Linked DNA regions of Mus musculus: region 2 is linked to region 1. The links are chromatin loops, found by intact Hi-C in ENCODE. Cell type or tissue: heart. All regions are shown on one strand. Links, peaks and the distances in the headings refer to the core of each region. The heading gives the core; the rest is flanking DNA.

Region 1 (12,508 bases), core at 2,593-10,592:
CTCCACACAGGCCTGTAGGAGGGACCCATAAACCAAGTTTATTAAGCAGCTGAAAGGCGAGTAGCTGGGGTGCTAAGAAGATCCAGTCAAACATACCGTACTTGTTTATTTTTTTTAGGTTTCTGAGTGAATGTATACTTGTGCGTGTTTAGGGATTGGCAGCCCTGGAAAACGAAGTTTATTTATCCATCAGATACACATCACATAAGCAGCTGCAAACGGCTTTGCCCCCCCTTGTTGCTGCGGCTCTCAGCTCTGACCCACTGTGGCTGAGGGGGCACTCTACTTTTCTTGAACACACTACCCTCGGACAGGGCATGAGGAGGGCAGCCTGTGTCTGACATGTGTGCGTTTAAAATCAAGCTTCATTTGCAGTGTGTGTCAGGGGCTGGGGTGGGTGAGTAGAGGTGTTCTAGAATCTTCTCCAGCAGCCTGAAACCATTTTTTTTGATTTGTTCATTTAACAAACCATGATTGTTCCTTCCTGGGCAGTGTTAGTCTCTGGTGAGGTCAAAATGGCGAGACTCTGGGAAACACTCCCCTTCCAAAGAGGAACAATGGCTTGTGAGGCCCTGCCTGCCTCTTCTGCTCCCCCAGCAGCGACAGCTGTCCCTCATCTTTCTCCAGCTCCATTCCCTTGTGTGCCTGTGGAAGTGAGCTTAAGGGCATTTCCGGAAATGAGGAAGGTCAGAGCGCTGAAGTGTTTGGAAGTCATTCTTTGCTCTCCACAAAACTGTGGCTGGGGACCGCTCTGTGTCTGCCTGCGTACTGATTTATTAAACGTGTCTTGGAAGCATGGTGTGAGATCCCTAGACGGCTGAAGGGATGTATCAATTCTTCCCTCTCGGCAGCCTAAGGCAGGCCAACGTTAGGTCAGTAAGTGAACAAGCATGAGGGACCAGTCGGTACCCAGCATCTTGTCTGAATCCTTAATGTGAGTCAGGGGCGGGTACTGGGAGGGGAAAGGGCTAGGGGGCCTTGGGGTGTAGCTCATTTGGTAGAGTGCTTGCCTAGCATGCGTGAAGTCCTGGCTTCCATCCCCCAGCGTGGTATAAATCAAGCGTGGTGGCATGCGCTTTGTAACACTAGCATTTGGGAGGTGAGGGTAGGAGGGGCAAGAGTTCCTGGGCACCCTCTGACCAATCAGCTTGAGGCTAGCCTCAGCTATGTGAACCTGTCTTTAAATAAAGGGAGTGGGGGTGGGGGGAGGTAGGCTACCTCTTACCAAAGATTTGAATGTCGTTTTTCTTTCTAGAAAGAAAAGGTCATTGTAAGACCGATCACTGTGGGGCCAGGATGAGAAGACTGGTCATTTCTTGCCTGAAAATCACTCCTCTGAACTGTGCAGGCCCCAGAGCAGACACATCCCATGTCTTAATCCCCTGGGTGAGTGGTATCTTCACTCTGAGTTTCCTAACAGCCTGGCTCTTTCTCTAGCCAGCTGTGTAGCAGGATGGTGAGGATGTCAGCTCCTGTACTCAGTCTGTCCTGCCAGAGGGGGCAGCACCCTGGGGTGGGGGAGAGGGAAGTGGGGAGGTCAGCAGCCTCCCAGAATAGTGAGATCTGAAGACTGCCCAAGATATGGACCTGGATGGCCCAGAAGAGGTGAAAGGTCACACAGGCAGGAGCCAGTCCCAGTAAAGAGCAGTGGAAGAGTTGCTCTCAAGATGGGGTCTATAGGCTAGCAGGCTAAGGAGAAGCATGGCTAAGGAGAGGTGTGGCTAAGGAGAGGCGTGGCTAAGGAGAGGCGTGGCTAAGGAGAGGCGTGGCTAAGGAGAGGCGTGGCTAAGAGAGGCGTGGTTATGGACATTCTCTCACTTGCCATTCTGGTTGGTGCCCACAGTGGCCTAGAAGGGACCGGCCCTGGGCATGGCCGTCTGCTACTGAGTATTAAGCCAGCTAGTAGCAGCACTTTTTCAAAGGCTCTCCTAGCATCGTCTCTGTTTGGGGCACCTAGGATTGCACTACTGTTTGACTGTGGGGTCTCACAGATGTCACCAAGTTAAGTTCCTTAAGACTGGCCCATTCAATCCAACAGATGTCATTCTAAGAAGAGGCAAGTTAACCAAGGACACGTGGGAGGGACACCAGATGAAGTGACAGTAGATGCAGCCACTGAAGGGCCAAGGTACACGCCAAGGGACTGTAAGAATGCCTGGTGGTTTGGGATGGCAGGCAATCTCTGGGAGCTAGAAAAGAAGAGGAAGGAGTTTCCTGTGGGTGTAACAAAAAGAGCCCAGCCTCATAGACATCTTCCTTAGGGACTTGCAGCCTCCAGAGCCTGTGAGAGAGTTGGCTCGTCCTCCAGTCACTTAGTTTTTGTGTAACAACCTCTGGAGAACATTTTTTTCTCTCTCTCTCAAGCAAGGCGTATTCTTTTCTGTTTGGTTCCCCTCAGGACATTCCTCTTTCAGTACCCTGAATCTAGTAAAGTAACTTTGCAGGTGGAAAAAGGACTTTTAAACTAGGAGGTTATTTGCAGGGTGGTAGTGGTGCACGCCTTTAATCCCAGAGCTTGGGAGACAGAAACAGGTGAATCTCTGAGTTCAAGGCCAGCCTGGTCTACAGAGCCAGTTCTAGGACAGCCTGTCTCAAAAATAAAAAAAAATAAACAAAAATACCCACTAGGTTATTTGGATGGACCGTCTCTCCAAGCAGATGAACTCTTCTAAAGAGACAACTTCTCGAAGCTAGAGCAGAGATGGGAAACAGCAGATAAGGCTCTGCTCTGCATGGCATCAAGAAGCACTTATATGCTGTGCTGACTTTGAGACTGGAGAGAGGAGCTGAGATAGGCTTCCTGATGAACGCACGACGTACCTGCCCTGAGATGCAGAGTGCCAGAGCAGAATCCAGCGGATACCCTGTGTGAATGTAGAGGCAGAGTCTTACCTAGAGCATCTGTGAGCAGCAGGGCTCACCCAGACTTCCGGTCCTTGAGTCAGCAAGAGCATCTTTATGCAGTTTTTAGACGGTGAGCTCATGGCAATTGGTTATAGCAGAATAGAGAGCTATAAGCCATTTACAGAGCAGATGTGGCAACCAACGCACAGCACAGGGAGGCTAGGTGACCTAGCTGCCATGGAACCCAAGTCAAACTGAAACCAAAGACCCAGACAGAGGAGCTAAGGAATGTGTGGCAGAGGCAAACAGAGTAGATAGAGGGCATCTGGGAATAAGACAGTGGCAGAGAGGTAAGGAGGATGAGGGAGGGGCATATGGACTGATGAGGTCACCAGAGACCACTCACAATGATGAAGAGATCTCAACGGAAAGCAGCCTTGGAGGACCAGAGCTGGTAGCAGGGCGAGATCTGAGAAGAAAAGGAATTCTTCTGTCTTCTTCAAGGAAAAAAGCTGTTTGTACCTGAGTTACTATAGGGATAATGTTGTCAAGATGGGATGCTACAGCCCCATCAACAGCTGAAAGGAGTGCTGTTGTTACATGCTGGTACCATGCCTCCTAAGTCCCCAGCTAACCCAACAGAAAACCTAGGGAACCAATGGCGTATCATTCTTGGGGCATGTGGTCCCTGCATGCTGAGGGACAGACAGTGTCCAGGCTTCCTCCCGAGAGTCATTACTCCACTGTGACTCCTGGAAATCTGGTGCTCTAAGGTTGAGGTTTCATGACGACCATCATGGTGGCAAGAACTGATGGGCATTCTGCATACATAGTTGATGACCAACTAGCACAGCATTTTCAATGGTTCAGGTTCTGCTTCCGGCTGGTAGCTCATTCAACAGGAAGCCCAGGAGAAAAAAGAACATGATTGTAACTACTGCCCAAGGTGTGAAAAGCTCTATCAATGTATACATAAGTCACTATGAAAGCCCAGGTTACCACAGAGGCCCAGGAAAGCAAACTCAAGCTATGGATAGAGTGGCTTTCTGGGCCACATGGAGGGCCCATTAGAAGAAAGAGAGGAAGCACTCTGCCCGAGACTGTCACTCACCACCTAAGGATGGTCAGTTTCAAAGCCAGTTATGTCTGAGAGTTATAGTTCATCAATAGGGATGTAGGGGCTCCGGATGGCCACACAATTTACCCAGTGTCACTCAGCAGAGAGAAGCAGAGGCATATGAGGCCAGGGTTAGAACAGGGCTCCATCAAGGTTGGGGCCTAGAGGCTCTGGTACGGAAATGAACAGTGTAAATGTAACGTGAAGAGTTATTCTACTTCATGGTTTGGGGAAAATGACAGGCACACAGAGTATATATACATCAAATGCAAATATATATGTATATATGTATAAATGTATATCTCTCTCTCAGTTGGTTGAGTATGTGGACACGGACCTGGGCGATGGTGGAACACACTCACCCCCAACCCCCAAAGAGCCAACTCTGCCTGAGTGATTGAATCCACTGTTTCCCAGCTTCTACTCATTAGTTTCTGCCAGGATATTTTGGTTTGCATTTTTCTTTTTAAGAACTTATGGTCTACCAGGTAATTTGTTTGGAATCTTTCTGATTTTTAAAAAAGATTCACTTATGTATTTTATGAAAATGAATATTCTTTCTGCTTGCATGCCAGAAGTGGGCATCAGATTCCAGTATAGATGGTTGTGAGCCACCATGTGGTTGCTGGGAACTGAACTCAGGACCTTTGGAAGGGTCATCCATCTATTGTTAACTGCTGAGCCATCTCTCCAGCCTAGTGGTGCACACCTTTAATCACTCAGGAGTCAAAGGCAGGTGGATCTCTTGAGTTTGAGGTCAGCCTGATCTACAGAGTGAGTTCCAGGAGAGCCAGGACAATGTAGGGGGAAAAAGAGCTTGAGTCTATAGACAGAGGACCTCCCTGGAGATCCACAGAGCTGATTGGACCTCATTTTATACATGGGTCTATAGGAAGAAGGATCAGGCACAGCGTCCATTACAGCTGGATTACAGCTGTAGGTTTGTAGGCACTAGGGTCAGTCAAAGATGCAGCCCACAGAGGCACTGTCAGCATCTCTAAAGCTCCCTTCCCCATGATAACAGTGTACTTGGCTGAGCTCCCAACACCAAAGCTTGGCTTGTTACCAGGGTCACCTAGTACCTAGTACCTTTCAGGGTTCTTGTGCTTGAAGGCAGATACGCCCTAGAAGACCATGATCACAGTGCTAGGATAAAGTAAGCAGCCAGTGAATGTCCTCCAGGAAGCCCCTTCCCATACTAGGAGCTCAGAATCATGGTCCTGTAAATGGGGACCTATCAAAACTCAAGGTGACTTTGTGGACAAGGAAGGTAATGGTTCCCATTGCTGGGCAGGTGACGAGTGGGGAGGAGGCAGAACTGGCCAGGATCCTAAAGGACCTGGAATGGTCAATTATGACTGCTAATTTGATGAGGTTTAGAATTACCATGGAAACAAGTGTCTCTGCGTAGTTGTAAGGGATCATCTAGATTAAATTAATTGAGGAAGGTAGGTACATCCTAAATATGAGCGTCACCATTCTATGGGTGAAGCTCCTGGACAGAATAAAAAGGAGAAATCGGGCTTCGCTCTTCCTCACTGGAACAAAATGTCCAGCTGCCTCAAGACCTACCACCATGACATTCCAGACATGATTGAGCCAAAAGAAATCCTTTCCTCCCTTAAGTTGCTTTGGTCAGGTGTTTTATCATAGCAAGGAGACAGGCGATACAGTTTGTATCCACAACAGGAAGGATGGCTATACGGTGGTTTTCACAAGAGGATATAGCCCAGAGTGGGGCACTGACTAGCCTTGGTAGAAGGGAGCTGGGAGGCCAACAGTGCAGGTAGAATCCAGCAAGATGTGCTAAGGGCAGAAAGGAGACCAGCTTAAGGCAAAGCTGCTGAGGTTGTTTGGAACCTCACTAGCTGGAAATATGGAACAGCCTTCCTGGGACTCCACACCCTGTGGACAGAGAAGAGGCCTGAAGTAGTAGCATTCCAGACTGCTGATGCTCGCCATTCCGGCTGGATGCCCTCCCAAGACACCAAGGGATAGGACTGTCCATCTCAGCTGGGATTGGGTAACCAGCTGGATTCTTTCTACAGACATGCCTCCCTACCAATCACCGCATCGGCTACACACCAGGACCCACTGGAAGCTGGGAACAGTGAATGACCCGTGTTCCTGCTGCCCTGGAAGCCCCTTCTCTTGCACCCTGCCAGGCCACGGAGTGCTGTCCTCCGGCCTGCCCTCCCTTCTTCTACCCGCAGGGACGCCCACGGCCACACGGGGGCGCGAGCGTCTGCCGAGCATCTACCTCTTGCGCAGAGGCTGAAGAACAAAGAGCCTCCAGGCCCTGACCTGAGGTCCCAGGTCTCCTTCACCTGGAGCCTTCTGCTTCCTGGGTCTCCGAGTGTCGGCTCAAATTATGAGTTAACTTTTGCTCAGCACTGTTCTTAGAAATCTGTTAAAGAAATCTCCCTACTCCTTGATGGCCTTTATCCCCAGCCTGGAGATAAAGTACAGGAGCTCTGAGACCCTAAAAGGGTTACTGGGTTACTGGTTTTATGTGCGTCCTGACCTGTATTCCCTGCCTCTTCCTTGGAGTTTAGGAGGATCCTGGCAGCAAAATCCTTTGGTTTTTTCCCTCCCTTTTGGTTTATTAAGGCAACTTCTTTACACATTTGGACAAAATAGACACACACCCTGGAGAAATAGAATAACGAAAACGCAGAAATCGGCAGAAAAGGAAGCAAGCGCTCCGTGGAAACTGGGTCACCGCAAACAAGGGGAATGACACGACTAAGTCAGACTTGCGCAAAAATGGCTCTTTCTCCCTAATTTCTAGGTAGACCTCACTGTGTGCAAAACCTCAGCGAAATATGCTTCCGGGACACCTTATAAAGAGATCCAAAGAGGCTATGTTTCAATCACCGTCAATCAGGGAGAATCTATCTGTAGGCCTGTCAGCGATAAGCACAGCTCACCAAACTGCTCTAGCGTGCCAGGCAGGGCCAAGCCGTGTGAACCCGGAGAGGCAGAGGCTATGCCTGTCCATGTGTGATAATTCAACACTGCCTACCCAGCTCCTTTTCCCAGGACTCTTGTAGAAGGTCAGTCTCTGCTGGGCTTGAAATCATGGCCACCTTGAACCAGCAAGCACTTCTCGCTGGGTCTTCACAGCTGTGAATTTCTGAGGATTTGAGGGAACAGTGAGGTCTTAGAGTGGGGAGCTGGAGGCCCATAGAAAGTCCCTCGGAGAGCAAGGGCTGACGCAAGGGGGTGCCAGAGTGGGCTCATTTTCACAGGAGCAGAGGTAAACATTCTATTTACTGAAGGAACCTTCCCCAGTGTTTCTCCCTTACTGTCTCCATGCTAAGCAGCAGAGTTTTATGCTAAGCAGAGTCCATTCTCCTGAGTTAGAGGTTTTCAACCTGTGAGTCATGACCTCTTTGGGGTTTGACCCTTTGGGATCAAACAACCCTTTCACAAGGGTCACCTAAGACCATTGGAAAACACACATATTTTATGGTTAGGGGAGAGGAGTCATCACAACTACACTAAATGGTCCCAGCATCAGGAAGGTCGAGAGCCACTGTCCTGATTCCCACTGGCAATGCAAGATGTTCCTATACAGGCCACGGGAGTAGCCCAGATGGGAATGGGTAGGAAGGAACCTGAGGTCCTCCTGGAGGAGGAGGCAGTAAACAAGGGCCTGGCCCACAATTCAGCGCAGCGTTACGTAGCAAAAGCCTCTCGCATCTGTGTTTTGTTCACCATGGTAGCACTAGCCACACATGCTAGTGCTACTAAACTGGAGCACAGGGCTCCAGGTGGGGACGGATGTTGCAGGTGGGAACTAAAGGAGGAATTGCATATGATAATTTGTTTAAATGCTGGTTACAAGCACATGCATAACTTCTCTGCAGTCTGCTGAAGGGGTGTGGGGTGGACTGCTGTAGAGGAGGTTGTTCCAATGTGCTGGGGGTGAGAAGGATGATGGTGGTGGTGGTGATGGTGATGATGATCGTGGAAGGTCCTGGAGGCTTGCAGGCCGGGAATGACATGCCATACATTGCTCCTAACCATCGATGGGCCGGGATTGGAGGTGTTTTTCTGGGAGAGGCTTATTTTGAGTAGAAGGGTCAAGAGCAGTGCTCGCAGACAGCTGTCTGTTCTTCCACACAGATGCCAAGTTCCTGTAATACATCATGCCCTTCAGTGACAGGTAAATGACAACCTCTCAGTTTCTTCGGGCCTCAAGGTGTAAGGCAGCATGTTCAGAGACCTGCCAGCGATCATCATAAGCTTATCTTTTAGACTAGAGGAGCGGGGGTGGGGGCACCTTAATTATGCAAATAGTACGGAGCACAGCGCCATACGAATCCCAGCCCATTTGACAACCATGCATGTGGACTCAAGCCAAATAGGCTAAGGGACGAGGATAGAAGAAGAAAGTCACACCCGGGTGCCTGGACCTAATGTGATTTCTGTTGTCCCATGGTCCTTGTCAACCACCAAGGGACTTATGGCATCCTAACTGTGCATGCGGCTGCCTTAACTAAGTAGCGAGCCAACTGGTTCCCTTCTCAGATTCAGGTTAGCAGATGGCAGGAATTTGTCCTTGTCCATTGGGCACAAGGCAGAAGGGGGCAGTGTTGAGATGAGAGTCCGCACCATCTACCTATGGTGTTTCCTCTACATTTTAAAATTATGAACTTATTCAAATATCCAGCAAGGGTAGGAGAATGTGCAACCCTGTTGTGTGGACTCCAGCGAGAAGAGGTACATCAGTTTTGCTGGATCTTTGTGTTTATGCTGTTTCCCCCCTTGCAGGGTGCTCCACAGGGCCAAATATATCCTTATGTGTGCCTTCTACACAGCCCCATAAAGTCCTTCCAATATCCCCAGGGATTTAGAAACAGCAGGTACTGACAGGAACAGAGCTGCCTTAGTCCCCTCTGGAAACCATGTTCTGTGTAACCAAGGCTGTGCGAAGGCCGACCTCTTGGGTGTTTCTCATTGGGCCGTTCTGCTGGGGTGGGAGGGTGTTTTGGCAGTGGTGGCTCCAGAATATATTAATGGAGGCTCTTACTAATTCTTAGTAATAGCACAGTAATGATAGGGCAGCCACAAGCTCAATCCTTGATGGTCCTGCGAGATGGGAATGGTTGGTGATTATCATAGGACACACACATGGCTTCTCCCATGTGCCAACGTTTCTGGGAACCCCTGGGAGTAGCCTGGTGTTTGTCCTGTCCTCATCTGTTCATGCTTTTTGGAGTCTGTGTGACAGCTATGACATAGAGGAGCTCCTCTGCTACCTATGGAGCAAACAGATGACTCAAGGAACTGAAGTACCAGTTCACACTGCTCCAGCTCACACTGCTCCAGCTCACACTGCTCCAGTTCACACAGCTCCAGTTCACACATGCTAGGACCTAACAGAGAAGTGGGAGCTGCCACACGGCCTCCCACTATTGAAGAGTACAACCCCTCGGCATTAAAGGGAGATGCTCCTACTCGGAGGACATTACTCTTCGTACGCCAGAGTCTCATGGAGCCCAGCTCTCTACGTGAGGCTGTCCTTGAACCTCTGACTCTCTCGTCTCTACCTCCTGAGTGCTGGGATTACAGGTATTCACCACTATGTTTGGCCATGACCCTATAGTCCCTATATCTCCTATATTCCCAGGGAAGTAGGTTCATATATATTTTAGAATCCTGGATGACATTCAGTGTGAATATGGGGAGGGACACACACACACACACACACACACACACACACACACACACACGGCATTTCACTAGGGTATATGTGTATGTGTATATGAATATATATTTGAAATGCCACAAACTGATTGGGTTCCTTTCTCATCCTGGAGCACGTTGCCTGGCTGTGGACCATGAGCTTGAACTCAGCCGTGCCTAGGACCTTATAGAGATGTCATGTAAAGACAGAAAGCCTGGAGCCAGGCCCACACTGGCAGTCCTACACAGCCTTTGTTCAACCAGCTTTTCCACAGGGTGAAGGAGACACAACCCATTAAAACACAAATGTCTAAAATTAAACATCCGAATCTCAACAGAGAGCGACCCAGCGGCCCCTTTCCTCCTCTTCTCTCCCAGGGATGCGCTGACCGTTTGCTCCTCAGGATGGATAGGATGGCTGGTTTCTGCTGCCCTCAGTTCCCTTTCATTCCACTGACATATCATTCCTAGAGGGGTGGGGGAGGGGGCGTCATGAGGCCTTCTGGGGAAAGAGAAAAGGGCGACTACTCAAGACATTTTATAAAAGGGCGAAATTGGGAAGAAAGGAGGCCCCGTAGGGGGTGGAGGGTGGAGAATGTGGCCTTGTCTGGGGTTTCTTTCAGCTGAAACCTGCCGCCTAGCTGCCTTCAGTTCAAACTGTCACCTTGAGTTCTTGCTGGCTTTTCTGCCCTCACCCCCAAAACCTCAACAGATCGGGCCCTATTTACCTATTCACACTCGGCCGTGGAAACTCATTAATAGGCTTATTAGTAACAGCATTCACGGGAGGCCATTGACAAAAGGGGTTCCAGCCACTTGAAGAAGGGAGAGGGGCTAAAAATCCTGCAAAGAGATGATTTTCTCATTCAGACGCCTGGCTGGGAGGAAAGCTTTCCTGGACCACTGAGGTCACTTGAAGTCTAAATGATGCAAAATGAATTTTTTTATTTTTCAAAAATTCAAAGCATGCTTTAAAAAAATTTTTTTTAAACTTAAAATTTTCCTATTGTGGATTTGTGGCTTTCCTAACTTGGGGGAAAAAAAAAGGTGCTCTTTGGCAATCAGGGCCTTTGGACGGTGGCTACCTTTTCATCTTCATACAGAACAAATTCTGCACGCTGCCTCTGACGTTAGTTAAAGAAGGTGTTTTTGTTTTCAGCGGAAGGGCTTCCCTCCTATTCAGCATCTATAAAGCTAGAGATGAATGGGGTGGGGGAGACAGGGACAGCGGCTTCCTGGGCCATTAATTTATGTGAGAATGTGTTAACCTCATTTTCAATGGCTGGTGGGCCCACTGCAGTAGGGAAAGAGCTCTGTCCTGAGACACGGAGTTTCTCATCAGTGGGGATCATAAAGATAGAAGTGCCAGCCTGGAGCAGGACCATTCCCTTGTGACTTCAGGTTAGGGAATGAGCACACATTGACACTGAATGGCTCAGTGTCAACCTGGCTGAGGTGTTCCCACCCAGGCCACAGAACTCATTCAAAACACACCCCTTTCCACTAGACATAAACAGATCATTTCGTTTGGAAATCCGGCTGTTATTTTTGTTGTTGTTGAGTTTTCAAATTCTAATTTCATAAGTATTTGCCTGAGGCATTGAACATGGATTTGCTACCCCTTGCTTTTTAGTGATGTGCATATAAGTTTCCCAGGCTATGCTGTGAACAAAGATGATCTGATCATGTGGGGCCTGAGGAATCGTGTGTGTAAATGGCATAAGGTAGAGTATTAGGGATTCTGGTACGTCTCCTCTTTCAAACCTGTGTCCCAGGTGGACTTTACTGTCTGGCTTTGTTTGTCTTTAGGCACCAGAGAGAGTCTAAGGCTTTTCTGAACTTAGTGACCTATTTGAGCCAGGATCTTATATAGCCCAGGGCTGACACAAACTCAGCATGTACCTGAAACCATTTTCAAGCTCCCGAACTTCTCTTTATCCTGCGAGGTCTGGGACCTCAATAATTGACCCAATAATTAAGATTCAATTTATTTAGACAAAATGTAGCTGGCTTCAAACTTACTATGTAGACCAAGTTGGCCCCCAAACACAAGGCAATCCTCCTGCCTCACACTTCTGAGTGCTAGAGTTACAATTTATATGGCCTTGACTTTAAACACAACTGCTCAAGGGATGAAAGAGAGAAAGGGAGTGCGTACTGAAAGATAAATGATCTCAAGGTAGTCTAGTGGGAGAGACAAATGGGAGATGCCAATCATTACAGCCCGGCCTGACATTTAGTTAAAGAATCCTGCTTTGCAACAGAAGAGTGTAAGAGTCAGGGAGAGAATCCAATTTGCTCACGGTCAGATGACTTGGTTTTTGGTAGAGTGAGTGTGTTTTCTGTTTCTGATTCTTTGTTTCTTTCTCTGTTTCTTTCTTAGGTGGCATGGAGATCAGGCCTTGTACATGCAAGGCAAGCGTTCTACTACTAGGCTACATCTCCAACACCTCTCTAGACTCTTTCAAGTTTCTTCCCCCTCTCATTAATTAATTAATTAATTAATTTTCATTTTATTTGATTGGTATGGATGTTTGCCTGCATGTCTGTCTGCACATTGTGCATGCAGTATCTCTGAAGGCCAGAAGAGGGCGTCGGGACTCCTGGAACTGGACTTAGAGGTGATTGTGAGCAAGCCAAGTGGATGCTGGGAATTGAACCAATCTCTGGCAGTATTCTTAAACTACGGAGCCATTTCTCCAGCCCTACTTTCTTTTAAATATTTATTTCTATTTTTAAACTATATGCCTGTATCTTTGTGTTCACGAGTGCAGTTTCCTAAGGAGACCAGAGGCTTTGGATGACTCTGCAACTGGGGTTACAGGCCATTGTGAGGGACTGATATTTAGCCAG
Region 2 (12,508 bases), core at 1,882-9,881, 47 kb before region 1:
CTAATGATAAATGTCATGGTCACATCACAGTTTTAGAGCCTCTCCCTGGTGAGTGTGCTGGGATCAGGGATGGCTGATCCCCAGGAGCTCCCCAACTCCAGTCCTGCTTCGATTTGGAAACCGAGTGAGATCGTCTTTTATGCCTCCACCCAGCTTCGTTTAGAAGCTGGCCTCAAAACGACTGGGTGAGAGTTTAACTAGAACTTTCCATGTGGCCCTGAGGGAAGAGCTTCCAGAACTCCCCTGCCAAACTTTAAGCTGATTTCGGTGTGTGTTAATAGGCTTTGGGTCATATTGATTTATTGGCCCAAAAAAAAAAAAAAAAAAAAAAAAAACCATAGGATTTTGTAGGTCGAACTCTGCCTCTGCTTGTTTTGTTACTCCAGTGCTGCAGATAAATGCTTTCAGCTGCTCTGATCCCGCCACGCCACTCGGTGCAGTGGGACACAGTTTTCAGAGGAGAAACCCAAGAGGTACCAAGAGTGTGCACACACCCTGGGCGGAGCTTTCTCCCCAGAGGTGGAGACCTCAGCTCTGATTTGGTGGGGGTACTTCAAAGAGATTCCATTCATACTCTTCCATCCCCGAAACCCACCCACCCCCAAACTCCTTTTCAGTGCTGGGGGTGAATTCCAAGGCCTTGTACACCCTGGGCAAGCTGCATACTGTGGAGTCACGCCCCCGAACTGCTCTTTTTTTTTTTTTTTTTTTTTTCCTCACTTGGTTAGCACTCTATTGTCATGACTGTTACATGTGATTTATGGGAAAATGCCTCTGGTACAAGTTTCCTCTTGTGTTTAGTGGCCCCCGTGGCCCATGTGGCTTTCTTTACCAGACTCCTCCTGCAGCACTAACTAGGTCTACATGGACACTTAGGTTGCTACCAGGCTTTTACACCTTCCTCATTTGAGAGGTGAGGTAGGTTATCTAACAGGATTTGAGTGTGGCAGTCTTCCTTCATGAGGAAGATGGGGCCTTTCCCCATTTATATCACTGGCTGGTTACTTCCACCCACTTACTGGGGGAGCCTGGCTCTCGTTAAAGAAGGTTCTGGAACCACACTGAACATCTGCATTTCTCAACACTGACCACCATAGATGTTGGAGGTTGTGTTAAGGAAGGCTTGCAACAGGGCTTGAAGAATGAAGAGGCAGTCAGTCAGGACTGGAGAAGCAAGCCCTTGGCAGGAGGCTGGCAGTCACTCACCCTCAAGGAGAAGCTTTCTTCTCCATCAGCTGAACACCTCTCTATGGCCTAACATCAGATTCACAAAAAGAACAGGGAACTTTCTTGAGGTTTTACTGTTTAAATGTGGTTTGTCTTCCATATATGGGAAGTTATGTAGTAGTGTTGAAGTGATGGAAACCTCAAGAAGTGAGGTCTAGCAAAAGGTGGTTAGGTCATGGGGAGTCCCTGCCCTCAAAAGAGACTATGGGGCCATAAACAGCTCCCAAGAGAGTGCGTGGTTAGAAAGGAACCCGGCTGACTCCTTCCCGCACTCTCTAGTTGTCTCTTTTGTCATGTGATGGCTCCCTCTTGCGTGCCCTCTCAATGTAACACAATCCATCATGTGGTACAGCTAAAGGGGTGAGTCCTCTCCAGAGATAAGCATCAGCACATTGCTCTTGAGGGCCCCAAACTGTCAGTGATGCTGGAGTTCAAACCCAGAGCCTTGTGCATGCTGGGCAAGTGCTCTTCCACTGAGCATCTTCCTCCCTCTTCTTTATGCATTATCAGCCTTGAGTATTTGAGGGCAGTAGAAACTGGACTAAGATAAAGAGGCAGAGTGGCGTGACATCCGGGGAGGTTAGTATGCTTGTTGGTCCTGTTTTATAGATAAGGAAATCAAGACATAGAGAGATCCAGCAAATAGTCTAGAGTTACCCAGCAGCAGTCAGGATTTGAACCCAGACTAGAATGTTCATGCTGTGCAAACTCTCACATGGGCAAGCAAGTGCTTCTCAGGCCAATGAACATATAAGTAGCCATGGCTCTAGAATATGGTTAATTTGAAAAACCCAACCAGAAACGACATCTGAGTTCTCCCTAGTCACTGTCACCTTTGCCAGAAATGTTCCTTGAAGGGTCACTTCATGATGACAGTGGTACACTAGGTACCACAGATGACCTTTCTGGAGGGTTTAGACTCATCTCTCTTCCCTTCATCCTGTTGCTGCACGAATAACATGGATATCTAGATATGATAGTTTATCTAAATTGTCAACCTGATGAGGTCTGAAATCACCTGGAAGATGAGCCTTTGAGCATTCCTGTAGTAGAGGATTATCTGTACTGGGCTAATTGAGATGGGTAGACTTGCCTACTGTGGGTGCCACCATTCCCTAGGCTGGGCTCCTGGACCACATAAAAGGTGAAGGTGAACTGAGCACAAGCATTCATCTTCTTGACCTGCTCCCCCAAGTTCCTGCCACCATAACTTCCCTGAATACTTGAATTACAGGCTTTTACCACCAGGCCTGGCTAACTGATCACCAGTTGTATCTCACGCTCTGGGATATTTGGCTGGCTCCATCCATGTTAGATTGACAAGGGGAAAATATGATTCACACGGTCCATAGTTAGATGGTCCATGACTCTGCCCCCGTCTTCTTTTTCCCTTCTGTTTGTTAATAAGACAAAATTTATTGTGGTGCCATTTATTTCCCTCCTATTCTTTTTTTAATTGAAAAAATATTTTTTCCATACAACATATTCTGATCTTGATTTTCCCCTCCCCCAGTTCCTCCTGCTTCCCCACCCTCCCGACTCCTTGCTCCTCCTTTCTCCTCTTTCTCTCTCTCTTTTTTCTTTCTCTCTTTAACAGACAAAAATAAAAATGAGCGAACAACAACAAAAGAAAAACACACACATAAAACCAAAACCCATCACAAAAAGAGAAAACAAGATATACAAGCAAAAGACAATTAAGAATAAAAAAAAAACAAATAAAGCAAAATGAGAGGAAAAGTCTACAAAACATCACTGAGTTTGTTTTGCAGCTCAGCCTCCTTCTTAATCCCACTTCTCTAACTGTGGCCTGAGGCAAACTCCTCTATCCCTTTCCGTTTTCTGTGTGGAGTAGAAGGAAGGCCAGAAATCAGTCACTGATGCTAAGAGGGACAGACACTTTCAATCCCCAACTTCCAGGACCTTGGTCTTCAGGTCACATCCCACTGGTGGCCCAGGACTTCATTTCTGGAACAGGCTTCTGTTTAGGCCCTGCAGTCCCAGAGGAAACAAATCCTATGGTCAGGGAAAAGAGGGACACCAAGGGAGAAGAAATCCAAGTGTTTCCATCAGAACTACCATCCTACTAATTAATGACAACACTTTTGGGAGAGAAACCCACGTGAAAAGGGAGGGGTGCTTTCTATACTGCCGGAGTCAGTAGATACTTCCTCGAGGCAAGAGAATGGATTACAGGAACACACTGCCATTCAGAATCATGATGCTCTTGATATTGAGGGCTTCCTTATTAGGGTGAGACCAGAGGTTTCAGACTGATGTATACCCAGGTGGTCCTAGAAACCACTAGTTGTCTGCACCTGGCTGACTGCAGCATCCAGAGACTCTAAGATGGCATTTTTAAAGACCTATTATAGAGTGTTCTGACAAGTTGAAACAGAGAGATTCCTTCAACTGCTTTGAGCTGTGACTGTTACAAAAGTAACTCACAAAAGCCTGGAAAGGGCTGTTTCGTGGCAGGATGAAAGGTTATTGTATGTCAGTAGGCACGGACACACTAGCCTCGGAAGGGGGATCCATGCTTGCCACCCGTGAGAGCAGCAGCAAGGCCTTGGGTACTGGAGCACCTGCTCCCACAGGGCCACAGTCAGCAAGCAGGCACTACAGCACCACAGCAAAGATGTCACAGCCAGGAGAGGCAGACACACCGAGGACCCTTGGCCAAGCTCCATGGGCTCACAGTAGGAACACCAGCACCTTAGGGATCCTGCTTCTAGGAGGGAAAGGACTATGATCTTTGGGCAAACTTGGGGTGTCATGCAGACTCCAGGCACAGGCATGGCTGAGACTTCTGTTTATTGCATGAATGCCTGTCACCACACACTTGAAGAGTCGGGCCAGAGTTGGCTTTGCTGGTAACTGCTATATCCACAGAGGGCAGGCTCCAAGCTCCAACTTCTCAATTTGTCAGTTCTCTAATGGTGTCTCTTCATGAAGCCCAGGTCTCTGGCTGGACTTATAAGACCTCTCTCACCAGAAGCCCAGTCCTGAATCCTGGCTTTTAAGCACACAAATGAGCTGCCTAACAGCTTTGCCAATACTATCCCTCCACACTCACCTCACCTGCTCCCCAGTAACACACACACACACACACACACACACACACACACACACTCACACACTCACACACTCACACACACACTGAGAATGATTGAGGAAGACACCCTATATCTTTACCCCTGATCCCTATATACACGTGCACACATGCACATATGCACACGAACACACACATAAGGGCACATAAGAGAGCTTGACAGGCGACTGACTTGTAGTAATGTTTTGAGAGCACTTTGTCATTTTAACAATGTCTTGCAGCTTGGTCTCTTACTGAGTCAGATGGCATCATGGCAACTTGGAGGCAAAGATGCTAACTTGGGTTATGGGTCAGTGCTGCCAGCAGGAACACAATGTGCTCCACATGTGTGATTTTTAGTTTTTAATTGCCACGTGGAGGAAAATACAAAGAAATGATGGGATGAGATTTTTTTTTTCTATCTTAGATTTAATCAACACATGCAGATGTAGTCACCTCAGTATGTAGTCCTTATGATAGTTACCCATGAGACTCAGTGTTCTTTTTTCCATCTTAGCTCTTTGAGCCCCATCGCGTGTTTTATAGTCATGGTCCATCTCAAGTTGGACAAGCCTCATTTTTAAGGGCTCAGTAGTCACAAAGTGGCTCCTTGCTGCCAAACTGGACAGGCAGTGACAGGCCACAGGTCTACTGATTCAGTCCTGGCATTCCTGGACTGCTGGCCCAGAGGGTGCACTGGTGTCATGTCCTGTGGCCAGCTTGCTGAGGAAGCGGAGGCAGGTTTGGCAGCGGAGCTGAGGGAAGTTCCGTGCTTTCAGCTCAAGACAACTCCTTCTTTCCAGTTAGATCAGAATATCTTCTTATCTTCCCCCAACCCCCAATCTGGGTCCCACATCCAAAACAAATTTCCTCCTACTCCAGCCTCCCGGGGGCTCAGTTCTGCACCCAGCTGCAAACCTGCTGCTGTTTCCTGTCCTGCTTGCTCTGTGGAGAGCTGGCTGCCAGGCCCAGCAGAAGAGCAGGGCGGGACCTGGCCCAGAGATGCAAGAGGGCTGGGAGAAGGATGGGAGGGAGCTCATTGCTTTTAGCTTTCTCTCCATCTGTCTCCAGGCCAGCATCCTGACCACCCCCTTGTCCCCAGGCCCATGGTCCTCCCCAGCAGCTAAAAAGCCCTGTAAGCACAATAGAGCTACCGTGAGAGTCCCTGGCGGTGTGCCAGCTTCCCCAGGGCAGTCCTTGGTACTCAAATATGCGAAGGCAGCAAGAGCAGCACTATTATTAGACCTTCCCCAGCATCCCAGTTACTGGCCACATGATCCAGCACTTTGATGTCACAGTGGGAGCCTCATCCCAGCTCTCTGAGACACTAATGTGGCATTTCTGAGAACCTTTTCCCACTGGTGCATATGATCACGGCACTCGATTATCTTTTATTTCCATAGGCAATTAATCTTCTTTGTCTTTTTTTTTTCCTTCTTCTTTTTCTTTTTCTTTTTTTTTTTTTTAAATTTATTGCATGTGACCAGTTCTTAGCCTTTCTTGCTATTTGGAATCTGAATCGTTTGAGCGCATGTGGAAGCCTGGCTTTTATGCCCTAAGTTTTTGTTGAAAGCTGGGACAGCAGGACAGCTAATGAGAATTTTCTCTTTCTTTCCTCCTTCCTTTCTTCCTTTCTTCCTTTCTTCCTTTCTTCCTTTCTTCCTTCCTTCCTTTCTTCCTTCCTTCCTTTCTTCCTTTCTTCCTTCCTTCCTTCCTTCCTTCCTTCCTTCCTTTCTTTCTTTCTTTCTTCCTTTCTTCCTTTCTTCTCTCTCTCTCTCTCTCTCTCTCTCTCTCTCTCTCTCTCTCTCTCTTCTTCCTCCTCCTCTTCTTCCTCTCCCCCCATGCTGTAATTATTAGGGATGAAGTAAGATATTTCACTGGGAAACTTGGAGAGATAACTTGTTGGTGACCCAGTCTCAGAGCATCAGAGTCCTGCCACCTGCCTGATGCTGCATCCCAGACATTCGGTGTGAACAGAATCTGTTCCCAGGCCTTTGGCAGGATAGGATGCACATGATGTGACAGGCATGAGTCCCCTCTCCTGTCAAGCTGAAGACATGAAGCTCAGTGTTCGGGTATCAGGTAACAATGGTGGGCACACTATGTCTGCGAAGCCAAGGATGGAGCTTTACTGCTGTAGATTAGAGGCTGATGCACTTGGTGACTAACACGGTCGTTCTTGGAGACAAATATGATAGATTCTCTTGCCAGCTCTGCTGCTCAGATCCTCTGGTGCAGCATCTCAGAGTTACTTCAAGGTTTCTCTGAACGCTATCAGCACTTGCCATTGCCTTTACCTGGTTCAGGCAAGATAAGAATGGCCATTCATCCACCATCTGCCTGTCCATCCTTCTACCTATCACCACCTAACCCATCCCACAAATGCGTACACTCATCTACTCTACTGATCACTCTTCTCAGTGTTATGATAAAAAGCGCCTTAAGGGAAGAAAGAAGAGTTTCTTCTGTTTCAGTCTGAGGGGATACAGTCAGCCATAGTGGGAGGTTGCGGCGGCCCGAGTGTGAGACGGCTGATCTCACGATGTCTAAAGTCTGGAAGCAGAAAGAGATGAATGCTAATGTCCAGTTCACTTTCTCCAATCTAGTCTGTCAAGAACCCACTTCACCAATGGGGTGGGCCTTCCCATTTTAGTTAACCCAATCTAGAATCTAGACATTCTCTCACAGAAAGCCTAGAGATTTGTCTTCTAGGTGGTGGTGGGTCCTGTCAAGTTGCCAGTTGGTATAGGCCATCACATAGACCTGCCCATCCAGGTACTGACCCATCTAGCTAACCAACCGTCCATTCATCCAGTCTCCTTTGCCTTCACCCATCCCGCTAGGACATGGCCCGTGCCTTTGTGCGCTCACATACTACTCTTTTTCTGATGATCTTCTCTGATAGACTGAGGGGTGAGAAATGCAGGACAACAGGCATGGATCCTGATATCAAGGCCTGTTTAAGAGGTCAATGATATACACACACAAATATTCCTAGTAAAGTAATTATGGCACTGTCCTTAGGGGAGAGCAAAGGACTCTAAGGCCAGAGGAAGGGGGAGACTCTTCTGAAAACTTGGTGACACTATGGTCTCACTAACCCCTAAGCACTCATGGAGGGTAGGCAATTCTGTATTCTTCATTAGCGGAGGCCCTTGAAAAAAATAGGAAATCCTAAGGCCCAGGCAAGGAGACCCCTGTTCCGAGCCAATTACAACCATCCTTCTCTGGCCCTCTCCAGTTGCACTCCACTTCTTGGGGCTGATGATGCTACAAAGACATGTTCAGCCCCAGCGGATCCAAGTACTCATTTCTATGGCCTCTGCAGCTCCTTCCATGTGCTGGGGCTCCTGAGGATAGATCATGTCACTAGTGTAGGTACCTTAGAGCCCATACTGAGGCCCATGCTGTTGGTGGTCAGTGGATGGCCCTTGGGAATGCAGACTGGATTTTTCATAAGAGTGCAGGTAAGGCCCCTTGCGGTGGCCAGAACTGATGAGAAGAGAGGAAGAAGAGGCTAGAGGTTAGGAGTCTGCTGTTCCTACAGCACTGACTCTAACACAGAGTTCAAGAAGGCAACATTCAAACATGGGCTTCCAGCTATTATGAAAGCATGTTTGTCAAGGTAAGAGTAGAAACACGTTAACAGTTGATTTTTAAAGCTAATCTTCATGCATTTTAGAGATATGGTACATGGACCTCTCTAGTACCCCTTTCTCTTCCTACAAATATTAGGGACAGGGCCTCATTGGTGATGGAATCATAAGTTTCTAAGAACATTAGAACAACTAGATATGGTACCTAATCTGAACTGGATTAGAGGACAGTAATATGAGAAATAATTGGGTCTGTGGACCAGAGTTGAACAGGAACGATAGATAAGATAGAACAGGTCACGGTTAAGTTCTTCAGCTTGTGGCTACCAAGGAGAATCTCTCTGAGGTTGGCAAAGTCATGCTTGTACGTGAAAAACAGAAGGGATGGATCATGCTGCCGAGAGTGTGAGCAGGTCCTAAGGGGTGGTGGTACCTGTAATCCCAGCACTTGGAGAGAAGGAGAAAAGAAAACCAGGGGCTCAAGACCAGTATTGTCTGTGTGGTCCAAGGTCAGGCTGGGCTCCGTGAGACCCCATCTCAGCAAAACAAAACAAAAGAAGGGGCAAGGGAGCAGAGGAGAGACTGGAAAGAGGCTTAAGTACAGCCATCCATCCAAACCGACGGACGTGGGGCTGGGATACGCTTGTCCTGTTTTATTCTTGCAGCTTCTCATTTCAGGTGTGCATTTCAGGTTCTTTTAGCATTCAAAGCTGAAAACAAGCTTCCCAAGGCTCTGGGCAGTGTATCCCTTCACAAGTATTTGCTCGAGGGACACCGAAGCCAGCTTGCAGTTCAACAATTAGTGACAGGTAGACAAGACATTTACTAAGTGGCTAGTCAACACTAAGTGCTTGTCTGTTACTGTGTTAAGAGCTTTGAATTATGAACTCAGCCTGGGTGGCAGGATGGGGAACATTGGTTCCGGGATTCCCCACATCGAGCAGATAGGAGCACTACAGCCCAGAGAAGTGTAATGTGCTCCAGGCCTGAGGGCTCAGCAGTGGAGGCAGAGTTTACAAGCTTAATATTTGAACTTTGCTACTCTGTTATCATAAGCCAGATTCAAGTACTCGGTACAATTAGTCATCATTCTAGAGTGGCCTTAGTGACCAACCTCCTTAACCCTTGTAGCCCCTCACAGGCAGGAGATAATATTACAGAGATAGAAGAGGGGGCTGGAGGCAGCTTCAGCATGTCTTCTAGAGCCCTGGACTCTAGGGAAGTGTTTCTAGGAAACTAGTTGGAATCAAAAGGAAGGGGAACTTGGGTGACACGCTTAGAGGATGCCAGTCATTGGGTCTGCATAGATCGGAGGGTGCAAAGGTAGAGATGGAATGACCAACTAGGTCCTTAGCTGGTGGTCTGTAACCAAGGATGGAGATCCAAAAATATATCAGTCTATAGCAGTGGTTCTCAACCTTCCTCGTGCTGCAACCCTTTAATGTAGTTCCTCATTTGGGGTGACCCCTCCAAACCATATAACTCTTTTGTTGCTACTTCATATGAATTGTAATATAAATGTCCGATATGCAACATATCTGATAAGCAATCCACAGGTTGAGAACTGCTGGTCAAAGGATCTTCCCAGTGATGTCCTCGGAGGCCATGACATCTCTGTCACACTTATGCCCATGTAACCTATAGGGCATGTATGTCTCCAAGTTAGGGTGACTTGCAGTCAGGAGAAGGAGAAGCAGAGAAGCTGAGGTCTGCCAAGCTCCTCAGGAGGTCTCAGGGATGGCAAAGGAGGTAGCTCCAGGGCCTTGATCTGTTGGATCAACAAGACACATAATGAGAGACAGCGGCAGGATTGGCACCAAGGGATTAAGTTGATCAGACACTTCAGAGGTGACAGGAAAGATCTGTCAGTGAGTACGGAGAGCAGAGTGTCCATCCAGCAGCTTCCAACCCAAGCAGAGGGACTGTTGCTTGGCACTTACTTGAATAAACCTCTGCTCCGTGTGGGGCTTCAACCACCAAATTATCCTTCCTCCTTCTCATGAAGTCTCCAGCATCAGGAAGCAGATGGTATTAGGCCAACAAGAAGTTTCTTAGGAGCAACTCCAGCGAGAGGAAGCTGGTGGGGGCAGGGAGGAGCTGGGAGAGTCATCCGACCACAATAGAACGCAATGTAGGGCTGATTCCAGCAAAGGGGAGGCCAGATGCGGACCAGATTGGCAGGATGCACACAGGCAGGTAGGTAAACTGGGAGGAAATAGCTTCATCTACAGGGAAGTCTCATGTTCTCTTGCTGGCGAAGCTAGCCCCCAAGGCAGGTGGATTTTGGAGGATTTCAGACTACCCACCTTTTCAATGCACACTGTGCCTTCTCGCCTGTTCCCAGTTTTTGTTGCTACATCACAACTGTGACTTTGCTACTGTAAAATTGTTGTAATGTAAATATCTGATGTGCAAGCTATCTGATGATCGATCTCCAAAATGGTCAAGATCCACAGGCAGGGAACTGCTGGCCTCCCTCTGCTCCCGCTGGCTCCACGCTGGTCCCCTGTAGCCGCTGCCCCTTGGCATCTATAATGTACCTATGTCACAGGATGTGTAGTTCCTATCTCCCCAGCCCCAGCTCCAGCTCCAGCTCAAATGCAAGGTTTGCGTAGGCAGGGATGTTTATGGATTCTGTTCATGGGTGTATCCCCAAGGCTCAGGAAAATGCAGACAAACATACACACAGATGCTTGATAATCCACTGATTGGAACCACCAGAGCCAAGGAACCAGGAAGAGACGCTAGTTTTAGAAGGGGTCTTAAGAGTTTGTTTTCCTGGAATCAAGATGCTGTGTGTGTGAGTGAATTGGCTCCCGCTCCTGAAGTCAGCTGCCTTTCTTCTACACAGGAAGACCTGAACTCCCCTGTCTGTCACTGTCAGGACAATAGAAGGTTAGTATTTCAAATTACCTATCATGATGGTGCATTTCCAACAGACTCCACCAGGGCTCTTGCTTCAGGATTCCTTGATGACAAGTTTTTCGTGGAACAACTGGCCAAGGAGCAGTGCCTGTGTGCTTGACACTTGACAATGCTCTCAAAGTGGCACACAGGCAAGTGCTGGAGCCCTGTCCCCACAGGCAAAGCTGCTTCCCAGTGGGCTCATTGGAAGCAGCTTCCCATACCCTCCCCCAGGCCCCCCAGTGGTCCCTTCTGGATAGTACTTTCCCCTGGTATTGCTGACTTGTGTCTAGGTTCCCAGGGCCGGGGGGTTGAGTCTAATGCTCCACTAGGTCTCTTTGTCAGTGTTGGGTCTGGTACCATGTGCTCTGCCTGCCCAGAGGGTCGGAAGAAGTGTCTGAAGGGCACTTCCACCCTTGGCTCTCTCCTTGGAAAATTCTGGGCTGCTCCCAACCACCAAGCAGGCTGGTTGGATGCTTGGCCTCCCGCATCTCCCGGCCTGAGGGGGCCTCACCTTCCTGGGGCCAGTCCTCTGCAGGAGTAGACATTCATATTTCTCTTCAACTCTCATAAACTTGGTTTTGACATGAGAACCTTTTGCAGAACAAATGAGAATTCCTCCAAGGGGCTGTTCTGTAAACTGGCCACCCCCTAATGTGAGACTAGTAGGGGCCAGGATCACCAAACAGGGTGTCTAAGAGCTTTGGACAGGACTCTGTTATAAAAATGGAGAACTCTTTGCATGGTACACTAAGGCCTTCCATAAGCAGCTGTCTCTGGCCTCGTATCCCTGTGTCCTGCCATGTGTGTTTGGGCACCGTGCAGCATTCAGGCATTGTTCCCATGAGAGCAAAGTTGTTTTTTGTTTTTGTTTTTTTTTAAAGATCCCAGGTCCAGCCTCTCTGCTAAATGAAGACTTCTCAGAGGTCTTTGTCCTTCTGGAGCCATTCCCTTCTCTGAAACCTGGTGGCAGATGTCTGACCCTCAGGGCTGCCATCTTTGTGCAGGTTAACTCTCAACCATTATTTCCAACTAACATGTACTGGGCTAGTAATTACCATAAGAACTGCCCCCTCGATAAGTCTTCACAAAATGCTGACTGTGTTGGCTAACTTCGTGTGTCAACTTGGCTGGGGATGGCGCCCTGAGATGGGGCCAAACATTACACAGGATATTTCTGTGAGGGTGGTTTTTTGGATGAGACTAGCATTTTTTTTAAATCAATATTCTTTGAGAAAAACAGGGTGCCCTCCATATCGTGGGTGGGTCCTGTGCAGTCAGTTGAGGGCCAGAATGGAACATGAGCGTGACCTCCTCCAAACAGAGGTTATTCTTCCAGTAGACATCTCTTAGCCTTGAACTTCAAAAACAGACTTCTCTGGGTCTCCGGCCGCCAGACCACCCAGCACTCTGGTCTTGCCAACCTCTTTAACTTTGTGACTATTTTTTCCAGAAAGCCCAGACTAATATAGTAAAGGAGCCAGGAGAGTCAAGGGAACTGCTATGTGGAAAGGGAGGGAGGAGCGACGTGCCCTCAGCACAGAGGATCTTCTCACCCGGTGCCACCGTTAGAGGAGGAACTTGCCATCTTATTTGGGTAAGAACTGCTCAAAGTCTAGGGTTTCTTTGACTCCCTCGTAGCCACTGCATGGATGTACACAGTCAGGTTTAAGGATAATTTATCACTTTT

What was found. Hi-C counts contacts between places; a loop is a spot of excess contacts. Peaks named below come from ENCODE experiments on the same cell type or tissue, not always from the same donor. Only the 100,000 strongest peaks of a DNase experiment are listed, where the experiment ranks them.
Region 2: it touches region 1 in a loop (1.9-fold over the local background); 2 of 42 quality-filtered maps call a loop at or near these places.

Annotation. Positions count from the first base shown.
Region 1 is chr7:130,267,044-130,279,551 of GRCm38, reverse strand. Gm33555 (a long non-coding RNA gene) reads left to right here. Exons shown (of 7, transcript XR_003946880.1): 5 at 1,256-1,386; 6 at 2,039-2,128; 7 at 6,010-6,289. Among named protein-coding and RNA genes, the nearest start is that of Fgfr2, 6.5 kb to the right of the region's middle. In heart, for the core only: CTCF peaks have their summits at 6,193 (motif pointing right) and 8,543 (motif pointing right); a DNase peak (open chromatin) is centred at 6,041; H3K27me3 peaks cover 3,527 bases.
Region 2 is chr7:130,312,912-130,325,419 of GRCm38, reverse strand. Gm33607 (a long non-coding RNA gene) reads right to left here. Exons shown (of 3, transcript XR_378529.4): 3 at 9,477-9,682. Among named protein-coding and RNA genes, the nearest start is that of Gm33555, 9.2 kb to the right of the region's middle. In heart, for the core only: no CTCF peak of the experiment used is centred there; a DNase peak (open chromatin) is centred at 5,249; H3K27ac peaks cover 729 bases; H3K27me3 peaks cover 1,775 bases.